7 separate regions of the Homo sapiens genome follow, and all the other regions are linked to region 1. The links are chromatin contacts, found by Hi-C in ENCODE. All regions are on one chromosome and are shown on one strand. The core of a region is the stretch at or near the end of the contact, and the rest is flanking DNA. Distances in the headings are between cores, read along the strand shown.

Region 1 (2,700 bases), core at 114-2,613:
ATCTTTACATGCTGGATTCATGGGTAATTATAAACTTGTACTACTCGTATTTCTCCAATTTCTGAACGCTCCACAATCATACCGCTGCATAACAAGTGAAATATTTGTAATAAATGAAATAGTTCTAATGAATGAAATAGTTGATAAACTCCCAGAACAGTCCAAGCCCATAAGCCTTGCTCTCAAGGCTCCCTTCAATCAAGTCCTAGCTTGCTTTCCCCACTAGATTCCAGCTAGTTCCTCTGCCTCAATGAGAATGTATCCAAAAGATTATCAACTAAGGCTCTGACCTGTAACGCCCAGGTTTCAACCGCAGCTCCACCTCTTACTGCTTAGGTGACTATTCTCAGATAACTCCTGCTCCTTTGTATCTCACTCATCTTTAAAACTGAAAAAAGTAGTACCTCTCCACAGAGCCACGGTGTGGCGAAAATGTGACTACTTGTATAAAGCTCTTGGGATAAAGTTACCAATTGAGGCTTAATTATTATCAACACCCATGCCTGAGGACACATCCTACACTCTTGGTCGGGGTGAGCATCTCTGTAAAAGAAAAAAAGCCAAGGACCACTCTCGTGGAACTTTGCCCTCAGTAGCCAAGAAGTCCCTCCCTGCAGCTCTTTTTGAGAATCAGGCTGGGGAAGGAGAAAGCTGTGAAACACCCTGACCGCATTGCCGTCCGGCATAAAAGTTAAATGTTCCTCTCCCTTCGTGGAAATGGAAACAACCCTCGCCTTCCTAAAAAGAGGTCAGAAGCGTCCGGGATCACCCAGCGTCCTGCAGGAATCAGAGACAAGGGCGGGGATCCCTGCAGATGGAGCTCTGACCCCACCCGGGGACCTGACAGGCTTCGTGGGAAATAAACACTAAGAAGAGACCACCAGTCACTAAGGGAGGGGCTGCTTTAAGGCTTTCATTTGTGTTACCTCTTCCAGTTCCCAAAACGATTTCATTAGGATGGTCCTAAAGTCCCCATTTTAAAGAACAGCAGTGGGAGGTACAGGGAGATTAATAACATCCCAACCCTAAATTGTGAGAAAGTAGCCTCACAGGTGGGATGGAGGGAGGCGGACTGAGCGAGCTGAGAGCCCCAAAAACCCTCAAACCAGGCGAGACGCGTCCCGACCAAGTCCCAACCCCCAGCCTCATGCCCGGGGACGCGAGGACAGCCCCAAGACCAAGAAGGCTCCGCTGACAAGAACGAAAAGAGAGGCCGTTGTCCCTCCAAACCTCCGTTTTCCAACGAGACTCCTTCTCCCCTTAGTCAACTTCCAGGTGGTTGCGAGCCAGCATCGTAAGGGGACACGTTTAGAAGGACCGACAAGACACAGGACTGACACCAAACTACCACCGAATGCACTGCAGCAACCTCGCCCCCCGGGAGCGGAAGTGCCCCTACCCCGCGCAGCGTGTGAACTACATTTCCCAGAATTCCCCGGATACGCCGTCCTGAGCCTACTTGCTCGTCATTCAACAGATCTCCTGCGCTACACTTCCTTGAATCTCAAAGGAGACGTTCTATAGTATCACCTTCCGGCGGGAAGCGTGGGACTCCGCGGTGCTCTTTGACTACACTTCCTGCAATGCCCACGAGGAATGAATCCCATAGACCCAAGCGCCTGGTTTGGAATATGGACTGTGGCCCTGAGAGTGGTCCTTCCCTCTCCCTGCGTCCTCGAGAGAAAATATTGAATAGACAGGAATTCCTGAAGTCTACACGCCTCCCATGATGACAGGAGTGTTACTGAAAGAGAACAAAGCAAGGAGATACAATCTTCAAGGAGTTAGCGGGGAGTGACTGTGGAGCGGTCAGGAGATGGCTGAAAGGCTAATATACTAGACGCTAATAGTATGAGGCTAAATCTAAGAGCTTAAATAATGGGCCAGGAAAAATGGTTTGGGAGAGGCATTGAGTGGGGCACCAGCCCCTGGTACAACCAGACACTGTTGTACCACTGGTTTGGCAAGAAAAACAACCACAGTTTAAGTGTTTAAGAGGGCTGTAAGAGTTAAAGAGAAAAAAAAAAAAAACACGAAAAGCGGCTCAACAGTCAAAGACAGGTTCGTTTTGGAGAATAAACCGAGAGGGCCTTCTGGCCGATTGCAGTCAGGAGCGCTCTCTCTTACGGACTAAGAGTATGTATTGGCTTTAGGGAGAGAGAGCTTACCACAGGCTTAGAATGTTTCTGTATTGGGGAGAAGTCTGTTGTGGGGTTGGAATATCTCTGGTTGGAGGGGAAGTTATCTTGGGACTGACATCTCTCCAATGGAAGGGAGGTTATCTCGGTGCTGGCATGTCTCTGGTCAGGGAGGGGTTTATCTTATGGTTGGAATGTTTCTGATTGGAGATGTCATTTGTGGTTTATGGTCATGCTGACCTTAGCCATTAGGCTGATGCCCTTTGGATTTAGGCAGTTTTTGATCAACGCGAACTTTAAAATGGCAGTGTTTGTCCAAGATGGCGATGCTCCTGCCCTGTCAAGGGCCAATATGGAGGGCCAATTGCCCTCCTGGAAAAGCTATCTTCCCACTTTTAAAGTTTTCATATTAATATTCTTTAGACGTGGAAATGCCACATTTAAGAGAAATTAAACTGCTTAGTATTGTGAAAGGAAAATATCTTGGGCCCCCAAAATCACTAAGGAAATCTCAAGCTGGAAATCGCTTAGGGCAAACCTGCCTCCCATTCTATTCAAAGTC
Region 2 (2,796 bases), core at 241-2,740, 7.2 Mb after region 1:
AAAGGATAATAGCAGAAACCAACCTAGGGGAGAAAAAGGGATAAGGTGAATTTGCACAATAAAAAAAGATATATGTGCAACTATTATATGTCAATCAAAAATGTTTAAGGCGTAATAGAAAATAAAACATTTTTTATGAGCAATCATGATAAATGCCACTGAACTATACTCACCTATTAAAATAACAGTCAAACAAGATAAACGGATGTAAGCCCAGCAATATGCTCTTTACAAGACACAGATCTGAAACATAAAGACACAAGGGGGTTAGAAAATGAAATTCTTAAGAAATACAATAAAACTTGAAAAGCAATATTATCAGACAAAAGAGAACCCGGACTAAAAGGCATTCACCAGGATAAAGAGGTATGTTTCTTAAGGTGGTAGACTGGAATTTTAGTCCAATTCCTCACACCCTCTAATAGATTATTATTCATACTCTTTGCGAGGTAACTTTGCTCTCCAACTGTGGGCATAATTGATTTTAGGCTTAGCCATGTGACTTGCTCTGGTTGAGGCAATCTCTCTTGCGCTCTGGTGACCCATCAGGAGCAGAGCATGCCCTGGCAACAAATGTCCTTTTGGCCTGAGACCCTGAAAGAACACATGCGGCGCAGATCTTAACTCGTCACGCAGCCTATCCACTCAGCCAAGCCCCACCTAGATCAGCTGAACACAGTCAATGCGCAAGCCTGTGAACAGGAGAGTAAGGACTTGCTGTTGTATGGCATTGAGTTCAGGGGTGGTTTTTAGACATAATTATTATCATGGCAATAGCTAACTAACATACATAAAAGCAGCAAGTCATAAGATAATAATGAACCTGAAAAGTTCGCCAAGGAATAGTGGAAAATTACAAAGGGCCAAGGGCTACTAGGGTAAAAAAGACAGCAAAGAAGACTACAGAGGAGTGGCCAACAAGGAGGGAGGATCAGTAGAAAACAAATAAGTGTTTTTCAAGCCGTTACCAACTGTGCCAAATGCTACAGAAAAGCCAGCTCAAGACAAGAACTACTAGACATATTACAATCACGCACACTTCGCCACGTTCACACTCGCTACAGCCTTAATCATAATCACACACATATCACACATTTCATCATAATCCCGCGCAACCAAATATCACAATCACCCCATCAGATTATTCGTGCCGTCACACTCACACACACAACCACACACCCACACTAACTCCCATCACAGTTTTTTGTCCCATCAACTGCAACCACTCACCATTAGCGTACCCTGAGCACTCCCCACTGCCGCTACTCGGGACACTCTGGGCCTTAGAGGATCCGTGTCCCGTCAACCGCGAGTCCCTTGCTCGCCCCCTGCTGCGGGGACTCGGCAGCGTCACCTGCCGGAAACACCCGAATGTTCATCCCGCGCGCAGTTTCTGAGATGCTGGGTGAAGGCGACCCGCAGATAGGTCTGTGACAGACGCCTAAAGCGCCGAACCATCCCTCCGCGCCAGCGACGTTTCCGAGGACAACACCTCCCAGCAGGCCCCGCGGCCCCACTCAACTTCCGGCCAGAACACATCTGCTTTCCTGTGTGAGGGTGAGGCTTGGGCCGGGTTCCCCGGGAGGCTCATCTCCATTGCGCAGCGCTACGGCGACCCGCAACTCCGAGGCTCGGCTGGATGTTGAGAGTTGAGGGAGCAGCCGTTTCGGGTGGGCCCAGGCGAGGAGCTGACAGGAATCGGCGTGGGTCCCGCTCTGGACTACATTTCCCAGAGGGCCTGGTGGCCTGCCACTTTTCTCGCAGGAATTCGAACGTTTCGTCACTCCTGGCGGGACCCTTAGATCTGGGAGGTGAGATATTTTGGTCCCCAGGAGAACTGGCTCAGGTCTGCAAGTTCCCATCCGGGATGACTGGAAAGGGCTTAGGTGAGGATACCGAAGACCGATGGGGAGCTGGCGCCTTGGGCCCCTGCGGGCGGAGCGGCCTGAAAGGTGGAGGTTGTGTTTGGGAGGCCGAGGCAGGAGGATCACGAGGTCAAGAGATCGAGACCATCCTGGCCAACATGGTGAAACCCCATCTCTACTAAAAATACAAAAATTAGCTAGGCATGGTGGCGCGCGCCTGTAATCCCAGCTACTCGCAGGCTGAGGCAGGAGAATCACTTGAACCCGGGAGGCGGAGGTTGCAGTGAGCCGAGATCGCACCACTGCACTCCAGCCTGGCGACAGGGCAAGACTCTGTCCCCACCCCACCCCACCCCCCCAAAAAAAGAGGGGAGGTTGTGAAATTGTCTGGGAGATAATAACACTGCGGCTTATGTGCGGATATGGGATACCTGTCACTGTGGGGGTTGTGGCTGTGTGTTCCCGTGGTGATGTGTGATTGTGACTCTGCGACAGTGTGGGGTGCCTACGATTGTGCAGCTGTAATTGTGTGTTTCCTATGGTGTGTATGTGATTGTAACTGTGTTGCCGTGTGTGGCTCCTTGTGGGCAGGTGAGACGTGCATGTCGCCTTAAGTGTGACTGTCCCTAAATGTATGTGGCATTCTGTGTATGAGTATGGGGTCCTGTCAACTATGCGATTGTGACTCCAGAACTCTGTCTCTAGGAAACCTCTCTGAGGTCTGGTCAGATTCCAACCCTGGACAGCAGTGAACACAACCTTTCCCCTGAGCCACTGGAATTGGACAGAATGCCCCATTCTCCTCTGATCTCCATTCCTCATGTGTGGTGGGTAATGGGGCTGGGGAAGAACTCTTACTTGACTAATCTGGGTACCAAGAAAAACCTGGTGTCTCACAGTTACTCTTCCCTCTCCCAATTTTACCTTTCTC
Region 3 (2,774 bases), core at 84-2,583, 7.5 Mb after region 1:
ATATGGAATTCCGGAACTGACAGTTACAGTGACACAAATCAGAACTATGGCTGTCTCTGCTTTGAAACTGACTGGAAAGGACACCAGCAAACTCCGGTGGTGCTGGTGTTGTAAACCAAAAATAAAATCCTAAGCACACCCAGACCATCTTGAATGGACCCCTCCTCTTGGCCAGGGCATTCCTAACCTGAAAAACTAGTAAAGCCATGATGGAAAGGCGGGGGTGGGCGGGTCGGACATGCTTCATTATACCCTCCTCCATTTTGGAATTACTGATAGAAAAGACCCCAAGTCTGAAAAGAAACATTTACAATCTATTCTCTGTGAAGCGTGCTACCTGGAGACATTCCTAAGTCTTACGTCAATAACTCTTTCAACCCATTGCCAATCAAATAATCTTTGAATCTACCTATGACCTGGAAGGCCAGCCACCTTCCAGCTGTCCCGCCTTTCCGGAGGGAATCAATGTACATTTTACATGTATTTGATTGGTGTCTCATGTTTCCCTAAAAGGTATAAAACCACATATATCCCGTCCACCCTGGGCACAGGTTCTCAAGATCTCCTGAGGGCTGGGCCACCGGCCATTGGTCACTCATATTTAGCTCAGAATAAGTCTCTTCAAATACTTTAGAGTCTGAGTCTTTTCGTCAACAGTGTAAAACACGCCCTAAGGCAGACACACACACACTGAACCGCCGCTACCTGCCAGATTCCATCTGGGGCCTTTCTCATGGTGCAAAACGGACAAAAACTCCAAGTCACCCTCAGGTTTACGACCACGGGTCACATCCTGAGGCCCCCACACTTAGAAGCCAGAGTGGAGCAAAACCTCGCCCGACTCAGGCTCCGAGTTCTCCCCTCGACCCTCCCCAGCCTAAAGGCTGTACCCGCTTCAGGCCTTCCCAGCCCGGCCCTCCAGTTCCTTCTTCGGCCTCCCTCAGCCTGGGGTCCGGGTTTCCTCCTCGGCTGAGCAGCCGGGTCCGCGACTCCCTTCACCCTCCCCGGCCCGGGCTTCCGGTTCTTTCCAGAGGTGAGGCAGGGGCCACCTAGAATTCCGCGGCCCCCCACCTCCCCCAAGACCACCCTCGCCCCAGCTTCCTGTTCCCCATTCTGTCCTCCCAACCTGGGTTCCCGATTACTGCCTCGACTTCACCTTGCCGTCAGGGACCACCAGCCGCCTCTTCCGCGCCTAGGGGACGCGCAGCGGCAGCCTCTGCTGATGGCAAGGGTCTGCGCACCCGGAAACTCCAGGGTCTGGGGCGTGGTGCGGCCCCTGCGGCCAGCGGGCTCCGCTTGAGCTTCAGGGCTCTTTCGTTGTTGGACTACGTTTCCCACAGGCCTCAGGGCCGCGGATGAACTTCGACCTTTGCTTCCTTTTCCGGTGTTGTGGTTATTGAGTTAAGCCTGGCGAGTCGAGGTGACCCGGGCCGGGCTGCGGGAGGAGCTCGCGGTGAGGTGGCCCCGCGCTGCCGGGCGAGGTCGGTCCACGTGGAGCCGGGAGCCTGAGGCCTCTGTACGCGGGAGCTGCGGACGATGGTGGTTAGTGCTATTGTTTACGACGTCATTGTGGTGTGTGTGTGTGAGAGACGGAGACCCTAGTGTGTGCCGTGGGTGCTGTTTGATCGGACTCAGGACGGTGAGTAGGGGCGGGGTCTATCGTGTGACCCTGGTCTACGGTGACGTGATCGTGTGACAGCACTGTTGTGACCAACTATAAGTGTGAACGGGGTAGAAGTGTTTTTTTGTTTTTTTTTGTTTGTTTGTTTGTTCGTTTTTTTCCGTGAGCCTGTAGGAGTTTGTTTTGGGTAAAGCGTCATTTTTCCGACTCTGTGATGTCTGTGATGGAATCTCTTCGTGAGGTCTTATACACACACACACACGCATATAGATAGATTACATAGATGATATATAGAAGATAGATAAATGATAGATAATAGATAGATAGATAGATAGATAGATAAGATAGATAAATGAAGTTTCCTGGGAAGACGTGAAGGGGAGGGCATAGGTGTAGTATTCATTCCTGGGATAACTCCCCTTGCATGAGTTTGGAGGCCATTTATACATTAAAGAACTACAGTATTTCCTGAGCTGTGTTCCCTAGAAACTGCTAGGCATTGGTCGTACCTTTTTCTCGGATGTGGGGAGGAGTCGACAGTATTCTAGTTTCCCTCTTCGATCTGGGTGTGTTTGTTGTGTGTGATGGGCTTTTCTGGTGGTGAACACTGTGTTCTTATTTAACCAGTCCAGGATGTCATGAGTCCTTTCTCCCTCTTGGTTATGTAGTTCTGCAAGTGAAGGCCCCCTGAAGTGGAAGACAGCATTGGTACTAATGGCCAACTCAAGGTTAGTTTTTTTTTTTGTTCATTTACCTGGTCCCTTGGTTTTCTCTTCCCAATTAACAACAGGACCGTAGAGATGGGTCCCCTTGTCCTCCATTGCCTTTCCAAATGCCCATTTCCCTTTCATTGAATATTCACATATGCATTAGGTAAATCATTCAATTCTCCCATGTGCTTCTTTTTTTCCAAAGGATTTTTATGGTATAGAAATACAACTCCTGGAGGAGAAGTTAAAACTTTTTTTTAGAATGTAATTTGTTAAGGAGGAGACGAGTGATTAAGTAGAATGGCACACTAGATACCTTTGATCTTATTTACAGACTTGATTTGCAAACAAAGCAAGATAGGAGATGGTAGGTATTAATCAGTAAGTGACAAAGTTGGCTTTGGAGACATTTAGGAGTGGGAATATGATAGGAGTTTTATGCA
Region 4 (2,700 bases), core at 71-2,570, 6.9 Mb after region 1:
GATCAGCAGAGTCTAATTCTCTAAACATATTTTTAAGCCGAGTCCCAGAGACAGACATAACTGGCCTGAAGGCATCCAGCATGCCCACATCAGAGTGTAGGTTCAATTCCCTGAAAACAAGTTTCCCACCTGCTGGAACTGAACACATTGGGTAGTAATTTCCCACCACTGTTCAGGTAGAACTTCCTGTCAGAAGCTGAGCTGTGAATCATGTTTAGGAGTTCACCAAGTGAAAGGAATTGTATCTTTACAACTCCTCATCCACACCCTCCAAAAAGGGGAGTAAGGAGGTTTCAGAATTTCCACAGAGGAGAAGCTAAGGGTCAGAGACTGCACTTAAAGCTTCATTGACATGGTAAGGCGATTGTTATTAATTATATTTTAACTTCAAGGTAAATAAAAACAGTCTTCTTTAGGTGCTTTTAGTAACACGTTGGCCATACTAAAGACTATTAGTGTTGTTATTATTGCTGCCTACTATAGTTGCACTTGAGGTATTTAGTGTGGAGGGTAATGGGTGATTCAAATCTCTATTCACCTTCCCACCCGACCCAGCCCTTCAGAAGGGGACGCCCGGACTTCTCCTCCCTCCTCTGGTGGTATCTCCCAGGAGAGGATTGTATTAATACTATTGGACTTCTACCCTATTTCCCAAGGCGGTTTCTCCCATTAAAAGTTGTACCACTCTTCCTGCAGCCTACTACTCATTCAGATGTCTCTCAGACTTTCAGGGTGGTTTCACTCAAGAGATGACTCCCCTAGTGACCTTTCCACCTTTTCCCTGAATGGCGTCTGTAAAAAATGGACTGTACTATCCTGATTCCTCCTATCATCTGCCTGTGGTTTCTCCCAGGATCCCCTTCACTTGGTGATTTTTCCCTGGCTCCTCTATTCCCTGGTAATTATTATCCTCAGTGTCCTGTATTCAGAAAGGTAACTTAGCTTTTCTAAATATAACATACAGCACCAGACCCACATTTCCAGTAACTTTCTCCTCCGAAATAGAAGCCTAGTCAGACAAGGGTCACACTCCAGCATCCTATGTAACTATACCTGCCTCGCTCTAGGAAACCCTGCCAGCGGCCAATTCCTCTGCTCTACGGAATGGATATGCTTTCAAAATGGCGGCCCACGCGAATAAACACCATAAGGGCGCGGCCATGTTCTCTGCCGGACAGCGCCACATTACGGAACCTGTGCGCTGTGTCTGCGCCCTGTTGACTGTTCGAGGAAACTGGCTTCCAAGTTTATTCAGAGCATGCGCCATATCAACAGCCTACAAAGGGGAGGTGCTAGAAGTCGGACCGGAAGTGGAAGTGGTCTTCCAAGGCTTTTTTGCCGCTGGTGTCAGGAGTATTTTCATATTCCAATACCGATAAATCTTTGAGGTGATTTTGGTTGATCACGATTGGGGTTTCTGTGGAGCCAGTAATAGGGGGTGTCGAGGTTGCCTGTGGAGTTAGTGATTGCGGTTTCAGGCTTCGGTGATGGGGTTCTGTGGCGTCCGTTGTTGATTGTGACGGATTTCTCAGGTCATTGATGGAGCTCTTTGGGATGAGTGATTGAGGTTTGGGGGTCAGTGATGGGAGTCTGTGGTCAGTGACAGAGCCTGTAGGGTCAGTTATGGTGATCGGTGAGGACTGTAATCAGCTTGCTTTCTAACCTGAGTTGAAAGTTCAGCTTTTTAATTTTCAGTCTTCTTTAATATAAAAATTCTCAAGTTTTGGTGAATCTTTGTATTAAAAATTGTTCAAATCTAAGTGGTTTTTTCTTTGATCCATGAGTTATTTAGAAGTTCCTTTTTAAAGTAATGTCTGTTTAATGGTCAAATTGAAAAATTGCTTTATGACCTAGTTCGTGGTCAGTTTTCATGAATGTCACATCTATTACATAGAAACAGTGTACTATGTTCTCTAATTGTATTGTTATAGATATTAATTAAGCATATATTCAAAAAATATATCTGTCTCCTCACAGATTATTTTGTCTGCTTAATTACAGAGGAAGGTAAAGTACTCAACTCTGGAAAGGTTATTTGTCCATTTGTCCTTCTTTTTCTGCTTTATATATGTGAAATTATTAGGAATAACTATGTGCACTTTTTTTTTTTTTGAGATGGAGTCTCGCTCTGTCACCCAAGTTGGAGTGCAGTGGCGCGATCTCAGCTCACTGCAACCTCTGCCTAGTGGGTTCAACGGATTCTCCTGCCTCAGCCTCCAGAGTAGCTGGGATTAGAGGCACCCGCCACCACGCCCAGCTAATTTTTTGTATTTTTTAGTAGAGACGGGGATTCACCATGTTGGCCAGGCTGGTCTCAAACTCCTGACCTCAGGTGATCTACCTGCCTCCGCCTCCCAGAGTGCTGGGATTACAGGCGTGAGCCACTGCGCCCGGCATATGTGCATTTTTAATACTTTATAGATATGACTAAGTAGCTCAAAATATAACAATTCAAGCTTATACCAACAATTTATAAAATAACTCATTTTCCCAGATGCTTTTCCAGCAGTGGATATTGTTGCATTTTAAAAGTTTTTAAAATTTTGAGGGAAAATTATATCTAATTGCTCCAATGCATTTTCCAGTTACTAAAGTTGGCATCTTATTTGGTTAATTGCCATTTGTTTCCTTTTCTGTGAATTTTCATATCTTTTGTCCTACTTTTTTTTGTGGTATATTTTAACATAAAGTTAGGAAATA
Region 5 (2,700 bases), core at 68-2,567, 7.5 Mb after region 1:
TACTTTGGCAGGCCGAGGGGGCGGGGGGAGGGGATCACTTGAGGTCAGGAGTTCAAGACCAGCCTGGGCAACATGGTGAAACCCCATCTCTACTAAAAATACAAAAACTAGCCGAGCGTGGTGGCACAAGCCTGTAGTCCCAGCTACTCAGGAAGCTGGGGCAGGAGAATCACTTGAACTTCAGAGGTAGAGGTGGCAGTGAGCAGAGATCATGCCACTACACTCCAGCCTGGGCAAAAGAGCAAGACCTTGTCTTAAAACAAACAAAAAACAACAACAAAAGTGGTAGTTATGGTAAAAAAAAAAAAAAAAAAAAAATTTCCTGCATGTCCCCAATGGAATGCTATTCATTTCAACATACTGGTTTTAGTTAATATGGTGTTTCCAGGAAATGAATCTGGGAATTATGAAAATCATCTCTTCCCCTCTGATACTGTTATCTCTATTTTATTTGCTAAATTGCTACTTAGTTACAGTTTTGGAGGCAGGCTTAATGGCTACTATTCAGATAATCAAGTCTTACATAACCAACTAGCCATGGTCATAACAGAGTTCCTCAATCATTCAAATATTTAGGTCACTAAGGCCACAAAACCACCAGAAGTAACAGTAGGTTACAAACACATGCAGAGTCACAGTCAATCAAACATCCTTCAGAGAACCACCAACCTACAGGCCCCACTTGTCATTCACAACCTCAGACAGCAGCTAACACGACTCCAGGCAGTCACAACCACACCTACAAATCACTTGCAATTCTCCACACTCAAAGGCAGTCTCAAATGCGACTCACACCTAATCTAAAAATAGACACACGCAGAGGAAACCTCGCGCAGCAACACTACTCCGTTCACTTTTCACACACAATCGGCCACAACATCCCAAAGAGAGGCAAGCACCTAAAATGCAGCAGGTTGGGCGCAGGAGGCCACCCCTATTCAGCGCGCGCCCGCGCGCGCGAACACACAGCGCCCGCTCCGCGCGGGGACCCGCCGCCAGCGATGGCGCTTCCGCGGGATCAGAACGGGCAAAATCCCCCTTCGCGGAGCTCGCTCCGGGTCACCCTCAAGGTCACGCCCATGGACCACGCCCGAGGCCCGGCTCGTACAGATCGGAGCGTCTGGATACCGCGGTCCCGGTTTCCTCCTCAGAATTTCCAGGCCCGGCTCGGACTCTTGGTTACCTCCCTGGCCTCCCCACCCGGTTCCGCGTCCTTAGACAGCTCTCCCGGAACGGAGCTCCCAGTGCCCTCCTTGGCCTCCTCAGCACCCCTGGCACCCACCAAGCCTCACCCCCGGCCCAGGGTGAGTCGTCTGCGCCTGCGCACTCGCGCGTGGGCCTGAGCTCCCAGGAGTCTCCGGGGCGGCCCGTTAGTCGCCGCGCGGTGCTAGCTGCCGGCGCTCCCCTCCGTTTGCACCCACGGCCGCCCTATTGCGGCTGGCACTACGCTTCTGCCAGGACCCCGGCTCCCTTTTCCGTTGACCTGGTGTTCGTTTTCCATGTGGTGAGTTGAGGTGACCCGGGTCTGGATGCGAGAAGAGCTCACGGCAGGGGACCTGGGTTCATGGGACGCGGAGAGGGTTTGTGGAGGCAGAAGCCCCAGGCCTGTGTGCAAGTCACCTGCTGGGGAGGGAGACTGTGTGATTGTGTTTGTGTGTGCCGTTCTGTGGCTGCGTCCGTGTGTGGTGGTGTGAGTGGGCGCGCCTGTGATGGTCCCGGGGGGGCGGGGGGTGTGCACAGCAGGGGGTGTGTGTGCACAGCAGGTGCACAGCCCGGGACAGCCCTGACTGTCCCCGATTGGGCCCGCGGGACTGAGTGGGGGCGGGGCCGTTTGTGTGACGGCGCTGAGCGGTGACTATGAATGTGTCATGCTGTTATCAGTGATCCTGTGACAGCGCTGTTGTGACCCACTGGAGACTGTGATCAAAACTGGCCTGGTGCAGCTTTTGTAGAGTTTGATTTCTGCAGTTCTGGGGCTCAGGAATACGTGGACAAGGTCCCCGTATGGCTCGATCTGTGTCTGTGAAGACTCTGAGACCTTCTGTTCTAAAGCATGGCCCCTGTCGCTTTCATAATGCATAATACACAGTGGCATGCAGCCTCGCCAACCTCTGGGGCCAATTTTAAGTTACGTGGTTTCTTGGAGTTTGTTATACTGGGATTTCTTTCACTGCCTCAGTCATTTCACCTTATAACCACGTTGCACAGTGTGCAGTCAAATGGCTATCGAAAAGAAAGTTGGATATTTGAGATCCAGAATGAAGTTTCCAACTGAAAAAGCACAGCCTTGTGTTTCACATGGACAAGGCTGTGTTCTGATATGCACAGCCTCGTGTTTGATATGGAGATGTTAGAGCTGGAATTGCTCCCAAGGCAAGGTTCTGGGAAGATATGATATTGAGGCCCCAGGAGTAGGATTCGTTTCTCCAAAGATTTTGTGTGTGTGTGTGAGATGGAGTTTTGCTCTTGTTGCCCAGGCTGGAGTGCAGTGGCGCAATCTCGGCTCATTGCAACCTCCGCCTTCCGGGTTCAAGCAATTCTCCTGCCTCAGCCTCCCGAGTAGCTGGGATTACAGGCATGCACCACCATGCCCGGCTCATTTTTGTATTTTTAGTAGAGACGGGGTTTCACCATGTTGGTCAGACTGGTCTCGAACTCCTGACCTCAGGTGATCCACCCGCCTCGGCTTCCCAAAGTGCT
Region 6 (2,700 bases), core at 133-2,632, 6.7 Mb after region 1:
AAAAAAAAAAAAAGAAAAGAAAAGAAAAGAAAAGAAAGGGACAACTGTGGTTGACCTAGAATTCAGTATACATCACCCCCTAATTTCACCCCCTAATTCTGGACTACTTTGCACTAGGCAACTCAGTCCCTAGCAGTTATTTCCTTAGTGTAGTGCAGCTTGAAATTGTCCATAAAAACTGCAGCAGGGCGCAGCGCCTCACGCCTGTAATCCCAGCACTGTGGGAGGCTCTGGTGGGCGGATCATGAGGTCAGGAGTTGGAGACCAGCCTGGCCAAACATGGTGAAACCTCGTCTCTACTAAAAATACAAAAACTAGCTGGGCGTGGTGGTGCGCGCCTGTAATCCCAGCTACTTGGGAGGCTGAGGCAGGAGAATCACTTGAACCTGGGAGGCGGAGGTTGCAGTGAGCCGAGATCGCATCATTGCACTCCAGCCTGGGCAATAGAGTGAGACTCCATCTCAAGAGAAAAAAAAAAAAAAAAGCGAGACCTCTAGAGCTAAACTGCTTGGGTTTGAGTTCTGGTGCTGTCACTTGTTAACTGTGTGAACTTGGGTAATTCTAATATTTCTGTGCTTCATACATCAATCCCACAATCTCATATATACACACAAATTCTCACCCAATCACAAATGTATAGAGTCACACAAACACACCCATAATCTCACACAATACACAGCCACATAAGCACAAAGATAGATGGTAACATACAACTACACCAACAGAGATAAACAATCACACACAATCACACACAAAGTAGCATACCACAGAAGTCACACATCTTGTCACAATTACTGATACAAAACTATACCTGCGGAGACAGATGGTCATAGTCGCACAATCACACTTGCTGTCACACACATTCAAACGCAATTGTATCCGCAGAAACAGGTGGTCACATAACCACACACATGCATTTACACAAACACACAATGTCACACCCCAGTCTCTCATAAACACATACACAGCTACACCTGCAGAGACAGTCACACACAAACACACATATTCACAGTTTCACCCCCAGACACAGATGGTTACAGTCACACACAAGCGGGCGCACGCGCACAAACACACACACACAGTGACACAAGATCACATTCTGTCACACCCGCAGCCTGTCACATAGTTGGTAATACAGTGAAACACACACGGCCTCCCCAGCGACTCCTGCCGGGTTCCCATCCCTGGCGCGGCCGGGCCACCCGGAGCCCGCCCTTGACTTCCCGCTCCCGCCCGGGGCCCGGCCCCACTCACCTCCCGGCGCCGCGGGCTCTGCAAACGGGCCCCGCGACCGAGACCCGCGACGTCACCTCCCAGAATCCTCCGCGAGGAGGAGCGAGGCGAGGACTGAGGCATGCAGGACTCTGAGCTCTGCGAGATCTGAACCAGCGACACCGCGTTCCCCATGGACCCCGCGAACCACGAGCCCCAGAACGCTTTGCGCCACGGCCGTCATCGTTGAACTACATCTCCCAGAGAACCCCGCGGCCCCCTCCACTGCGCGCCTGCGCCACGGGGGCAGGTACCGGAGAGGGCTGTGTGCGGTCGTAGGCTCTCCAGTGACCTTGAGCTGCTGTGTTGGGGAAAGCGGCCAGGCTGCGCGCGGGGCTGACTGGTTGAATGCTTGGGTGTGGTGGTTCGTGTGTGACTGTTGCTGCACACCTTTATGCTTGCCGACGAAAGGAGCGGCGGATTTTGTCAGTGCAGGGAGCTTCTGTATTTTAAATCACGTCCCGTGATTGTGGGTAGCTGAATGTGAAAGTGATTGTGGATGAAAGAGACTGTGGCTGACATTGGGGGTGACCGTTTCTGTTACTGTGAGGATACCACTGATCCGATGTGTATCTGACTGTCTCCTGGTCTTACTGTTCCTTCACCCCCATCTCCTGCCATGGGCGGGGTCTGTGGTATCTTTTATTGAGGCAATCTCGGCGCTCACTGCAACCTCCGCCTCCCGGGTTCAAGCGATTCTCTTGCCTCAGCCTCCTGAGGAGCTGGGATTACAGGCACCTGCCACCACGCCCAGCTAATTTTTGTATTTTTAGTAGGGATGGGGTTTCACCATGTTGGCCAGGATGGTCTTCATCTCCTGAACTTGTGATCCACCTGCCTCGGCCTCCCCAAGTGCTGGGGTTACAGGCATGAGCCATCGCACCCGGCCTATTTTATTATTATTATTATTTCTCAATTGGTCAAAATAATATATTTAACATTTTAATATTATTAAACATACAAAAGGCCACACTTTGGCCCTCCTCTAGTCAAGCAGTTTCCTTCCTGGTGAAAGTCCATAGGCAGAAACATGCCTGCAAAGATCTCACAACCTTCTTTCAGACCATGCTCTGGGTATCCAAATCCCCAGGATTTCCTGTTCAAATGGACTCCAGCCTGCTTCCAGAGCCTGTATCTCCTCTGTGTCCAAAGACCCTTCCCTTGATCTGTCTTCCAAAGGTGGAATGTGCTGCCTATCCACAAAATGTGGCCAAATGAGAGCAATTTGGTAAGGCTAGACAGAGCTTAGATATGCAAGCTGGAGTGTCCACATGTGGGAATAGAAGACCTCTTACGATGTGGGACAAGGATGGCAGTGGGAACAGAAGGGGACTGGCTGGGGACCTCCATCTGTACTGTTGACCCAGGTCTCTACATGTCAATGACAGGCTCATTTATGTATAAACTATTTTGGAGACCAATGGTCTT
Region 7 (2,708 bases), core at 107-2,606, 7.4 Mb after region 1:
GACGGAGTCTTGCTCTGCCACCCAGGCTGGATTGCAGTGGCACGATCTCGGCTCACTGCAAGCTCCGCCTCCCGGGTTCACGCCATTCTCCTGACTCAGCCTCCCAAGTAGCTGGGACTACAGGCGCCCGCCACCACGCCCGGTTAATTTTTTGTATTTTTAGTAGAGACGGGGTTTCACCATGTTAACCAGGATGTTCTCGATCTCCTGACGTCGTGATCGGCCCGCCTCAGCCTTCCAAAGTGCTGGGATTACAGGCGTGAGCCACCGCGCCCGGCCCGCATGGGCCCAATCTTACCCTCTGAAAATTATTTTGCCTCTTCCTCTCCATTAAAAAAAAAAAATCACTACTTATTTTACTTGTCTAATTACCAGAGTCAAATTCTACAGGCATATATAAAATGCCCAATACTCATAAATCAATCTAAACAATGCATACTTTAGTCAACACTCGGTTTCTCAAGCACTCCACCTAAGTCACACAGTGTGCCACATTCACAGTCATCATAGGTCGTGTACACCAAATACTTTTAAAATTAGGCATATTCATAGCTGTATCACCCACTACATAGTCATAATCCCATAGGCCCCCACGTCGTGCACAATTTCACAGAACTTCTACAAAAAGTAACAACCTTTCACTCACAATGCCCTCACTGTCGCCTCTCCAGAGTCGGACACAGGCTCAAACACAAATCGACTCGCATCTAATTTAAATTAAAACTTAAGACACGCAGGGACCCTATCACTTTCATAAACAACCGGTTCCACAACGTCACACAGAATAACACATTCCCCTACCACAACACACAGGACAGGTACGAAAAGCCACACACACACACACGGAGCGCCTGTTGTGTGCCAGGCCGTGCTCCAGGAGCCAGGGGACGAAAATCAGACGAAATTCCTGCCACTGGGGAGCTCACCCCCCGCCTCGGGCAACCGGTTCCCTTCTTCAGGTGCTCCCGGGCCCGCGCTCTGGTTCCTGCTTCCCTCCCAGCCTTCTCTGAGGCCCGGACTCGCACTTTCCTCCAGCCAACTCCTCGTCCCAGGTTGCTCCTCTTCCCTTCTTGCTTTCCCCAGCCCAGGCTCCCGCCTCCCTCCTCAGCCTTCCTTACGGGTCACACCGTCACCCGCCTTCTCCGCGCCCGCGGGACCCACCAGCCTCACCTTCGGTTGCCGGCCGGGCGTCTGCGCATGCGCACTCCCACGCGGACGATGCCTCCCAGGTGTCTCCGCGGCGCGTTCCTGCTGTCCACCGGCTACGCGCGCCTTCTCCACATCCGGGCGTTTCCGGCCTTGGACTACATTTCCCACAGGCGCCCGGGCGGTTTTCGAACTTTGATCTCTGGTTCCCCTTCCAAATTCTCATAGTGCGTGGCTGGGATGAGGGCGGCGCTCACGGTGAGGAAGCCCCGAGCTCCCGGGACGCAGACAGGGTGTGCAGGGCCGTAGCTCGGGCCTGTGTATGCACCTGTGCGTGTGTGTTTGATGCCAGGACAAGGCGGCGGTGTGCGCGGCGAGGAGGCTGCGACAGGTGCGTGATTGTGTTCCTGTCCCTGCTCGGATGCGGGACCTTTGGGTGGCCGTGGTCGGCTGTCGGGTGTGTGACACTGTAGGGTTTGAGACCTTCCATCATGACAGTGCTGCTGTGGCCGTGTGATGGAAGAGCCTTTTAGGTCTGTGGTGTTGTGTGTGTAACGGGTAAAGCTTCATTTCTGCAGTGCTGTGTTTAATGTTGGGACTGAGGGGTCTGTCGAAGATCTCCCCAATGTGCCTGTGAGGACTATGATCCATGCCTATGTTAAGCAGAGTCATCTTGCAATGAAGCATGGCCCGCGTTGTCTTCTCAGGGCACACCTGTCCCCAGTTCTCAGCCTGGTGTTTGACACAGGGGATCCTGGCGGAGTGCCCACCTAAGCGGCAGTTTTAGACTCGATTGTTTCTTGGGCTCTGCATCTCTGAGTTCCCAGCTTCCTTTTTTCTCCCGCTTTATAGCTGTATAGACCCCAGCTGCAGTGAAATGGCCATCAAAAAGGGAAGGGATAATCGAGTGGTGGAATAAAATCTGCAAACAGAAAAAGGACAGACCTGTTTTCGGAACGAGGCTTTTCGAGTTGTAAGTGTCCCTTAAGCAGAGTTCTGGGAAGACGTCGTGGGGAGAACCTAGGAGTAGGATTCCTTCCTCAGAGGCTCTCCCTTGGGAACTCTCAGAGGTCAGGTTCCATGTGATCCACATCATTCCCAGAGCTGTCTCCGCAGGAGACTTAACGTGAATTTTGAGAAAGTCCCCAGTCCTGGATATCAGTGACCCTGGCCTTTCCCTTGAATACTAAGAAGGGTTAGCAGTACTCCCATCTCCCTTTTACTTCCATCTGAGTATGTTTATGGTAGATGATGAGAGCTCGTGTGGTGGCAATAATTTTTTCCAATTTAGCCAATCTGGGTTCCAAGAAAGGTCTGATGTCTCATGATTCCTTACCCCTTCTCCCTTGCCTTGAGGTTCTCTAAGAGCCCTGAGGAAAGGGAACCATTGCTGAGCATATCTGAAAACCAAGGTCAAGGAAGTTTTGTTGTATTTTCTATTTTTGTTCTCTTTGATTTTGTTTTTCAGCAAGGGAGTATTTTTTCTCCTCCTGAAATGCTAGTCAGTGGTTAGGTTACTATTAGGCAGGGCCTTGTGAGGTGCTTTGACCAATAGAATGTGG

Evidence for each region. A loop is a pair of places that touch in the nucleus more often than their neighbours do. Pooled maps may share reads with other maps.
Region 2: a loop to region 1 is called in a pooled map, with 8 times the contacts of the local background. The contact joins the promoter of ZNF568 here to the promoter of ZNF284 in region 1. A Hi-C loop is called at or near these places in 6 of 50 pooled maps.
Region 3: a pooled map shows a loop between it and region 1 (17-fold over the local background). The contact joins the promoter of ZNF529-AS1 here to the promoter of ZNF284 in region 1. A Hi-C loop is called at or near these places in 3 of 50 pooled maps.
Region 4: a loop to region 1 is called in a pooled map, with 16 times the contacts of the local background. The contact joins the promoter of ZNF585A here to the promoter of ZNF284 in region 1. A Hi-C loop is called at or near these places in 4 of 50 pooled maps.
Region 5: a loop to region 1 is called in a pooled map, with 16 times the contacts of the local background. The contact joins the promoter of ZNF382 here to the promoter of ZNF284 in region 1. A Hi-C loop is called at or near these places in 2 of 50 pooled maps.
Region 6: a loop to region 1 is called in a pooled map, with 7 times the contacts of the local background. The contact joins the promoter of ZNF527 here to the promoter of ZNF284 in region 1. A Hi-C loop is called at or near these places in 3 of 50 pooled maps.
Region 7: a pooled map shows a loop between it and region 1 (11-fold over the local background). The contact joins the promoter of ZNF567-DT here to the promoter of ZNF284 in region 1. A Hi-C loop is called at or near these places in 2 of 50 pooled maps.

Annotation. Positions count from the first base shown.
Region 1 is chr19:44,070,822-44,073,521 of GRCh38, reverse strand. ZNF284 (zinc finger protein 284) reads right to left here and starts at 1,363. Exons shown (of 5, transcript NM_001037813.4): 1 at 1,231-1,363.
Region 2 is chr19:36,915,026-36,917,821 of GRCh38, reverse strand. ZNF568 (zinc finger protein 568) reads right to left here and starts at 1,490. Exons shown (of 7, transcript NM_198539.4): 1 at 1,231-1,490; 2 at 174-243. ZNF829 (zinc finger protein 829) reads left to right here and starts at 1,531. Exons shown (of 6, transcript NM_001037232.4): 1 at 1,531-1,811; 2 at 2,571-2,692. The coding sequence starts at 2,655. RefSeq lists enhancers at 1,406-1,785, 1,846-1,895.
Region 3 is chr19:36,571,908-36,574,681 of GRCh38, reverse strand. It overlaps ZNF529-AS1 (ZNF529 antisense RNA 1), which reads right to left and starts at 1,333. Exons shown (of 5, transcript NR_173348.1): 1 at 1,127-1,333. ZNF529 (zinc finger protein 529) reads left to right here and starts at 1,390. Exons shown (of 5, transcript NM_020951.5): 1 at 1,390-1,542; 2 at 2,290-2,349. The coding sequence starts at 2,336. RefSeq lists an enhancer at 1,244-1,333.
Region 4 is chr19:37,171,315-37,174,014 of GRCh38, reverse strand. ZNF585A (zinc finger protein 585A) reads left to right here and starts at 1,320. Exons shown (of 5, transcript NM_001288800.2): 1 at 1,320-1,388. RefSeq lists enhancers at 1,094-1,388, 1,230-1,419.
Region 5 is chr19:36,603,930-36,606,629 of GRCh38, reverse strand. It overlaps ZNF382 (zinc finger protein 382), which reads right to left and starts at 1,317. Exons shown (of 5, transcript NM_032825.5): 1 at 1,283-1,317. It also overlaps a transcript of ZNF529 not described here. RefSeq lists enhancers at 866-925, 1,906-2,045 and a silencer at 1,286-1,345.
Region 6 is chr19:37,369,781-37,372,480 of GRCh38, reverse strand. ZNF527 (zinc finger protein 527) reads right to left here and starts at 1,382. Exons shown (of 5, transcript NM_032453.2): 1 at 1,255-1,382. RefSeq lists a silencer at 983-1,292 and enhancers at 1,323-1,632, 1,803-1,852, 1,873-2,012.
Region 7 is chr19:36,686,097-36,688,804 of GRCh38, reverse strand. It overlaps ZNF567-DT (ZNF567 divergent transcript), which reads left to right and starts at 1,356. Exons shown (of 4, transcript NR_110708.1): 1 at 1,356-1,537; 2 at 1,999-2,119. ZNF567 (zinc finger protein 567) reads right to left here and starts at 1,193. Exons shown (of 6, transcript NM_001322917.1): 1 at 1,171-1,193. RefSeq lists enhancers at 137-776, 1,337-1,386 and a silencer at 1,077-1,136.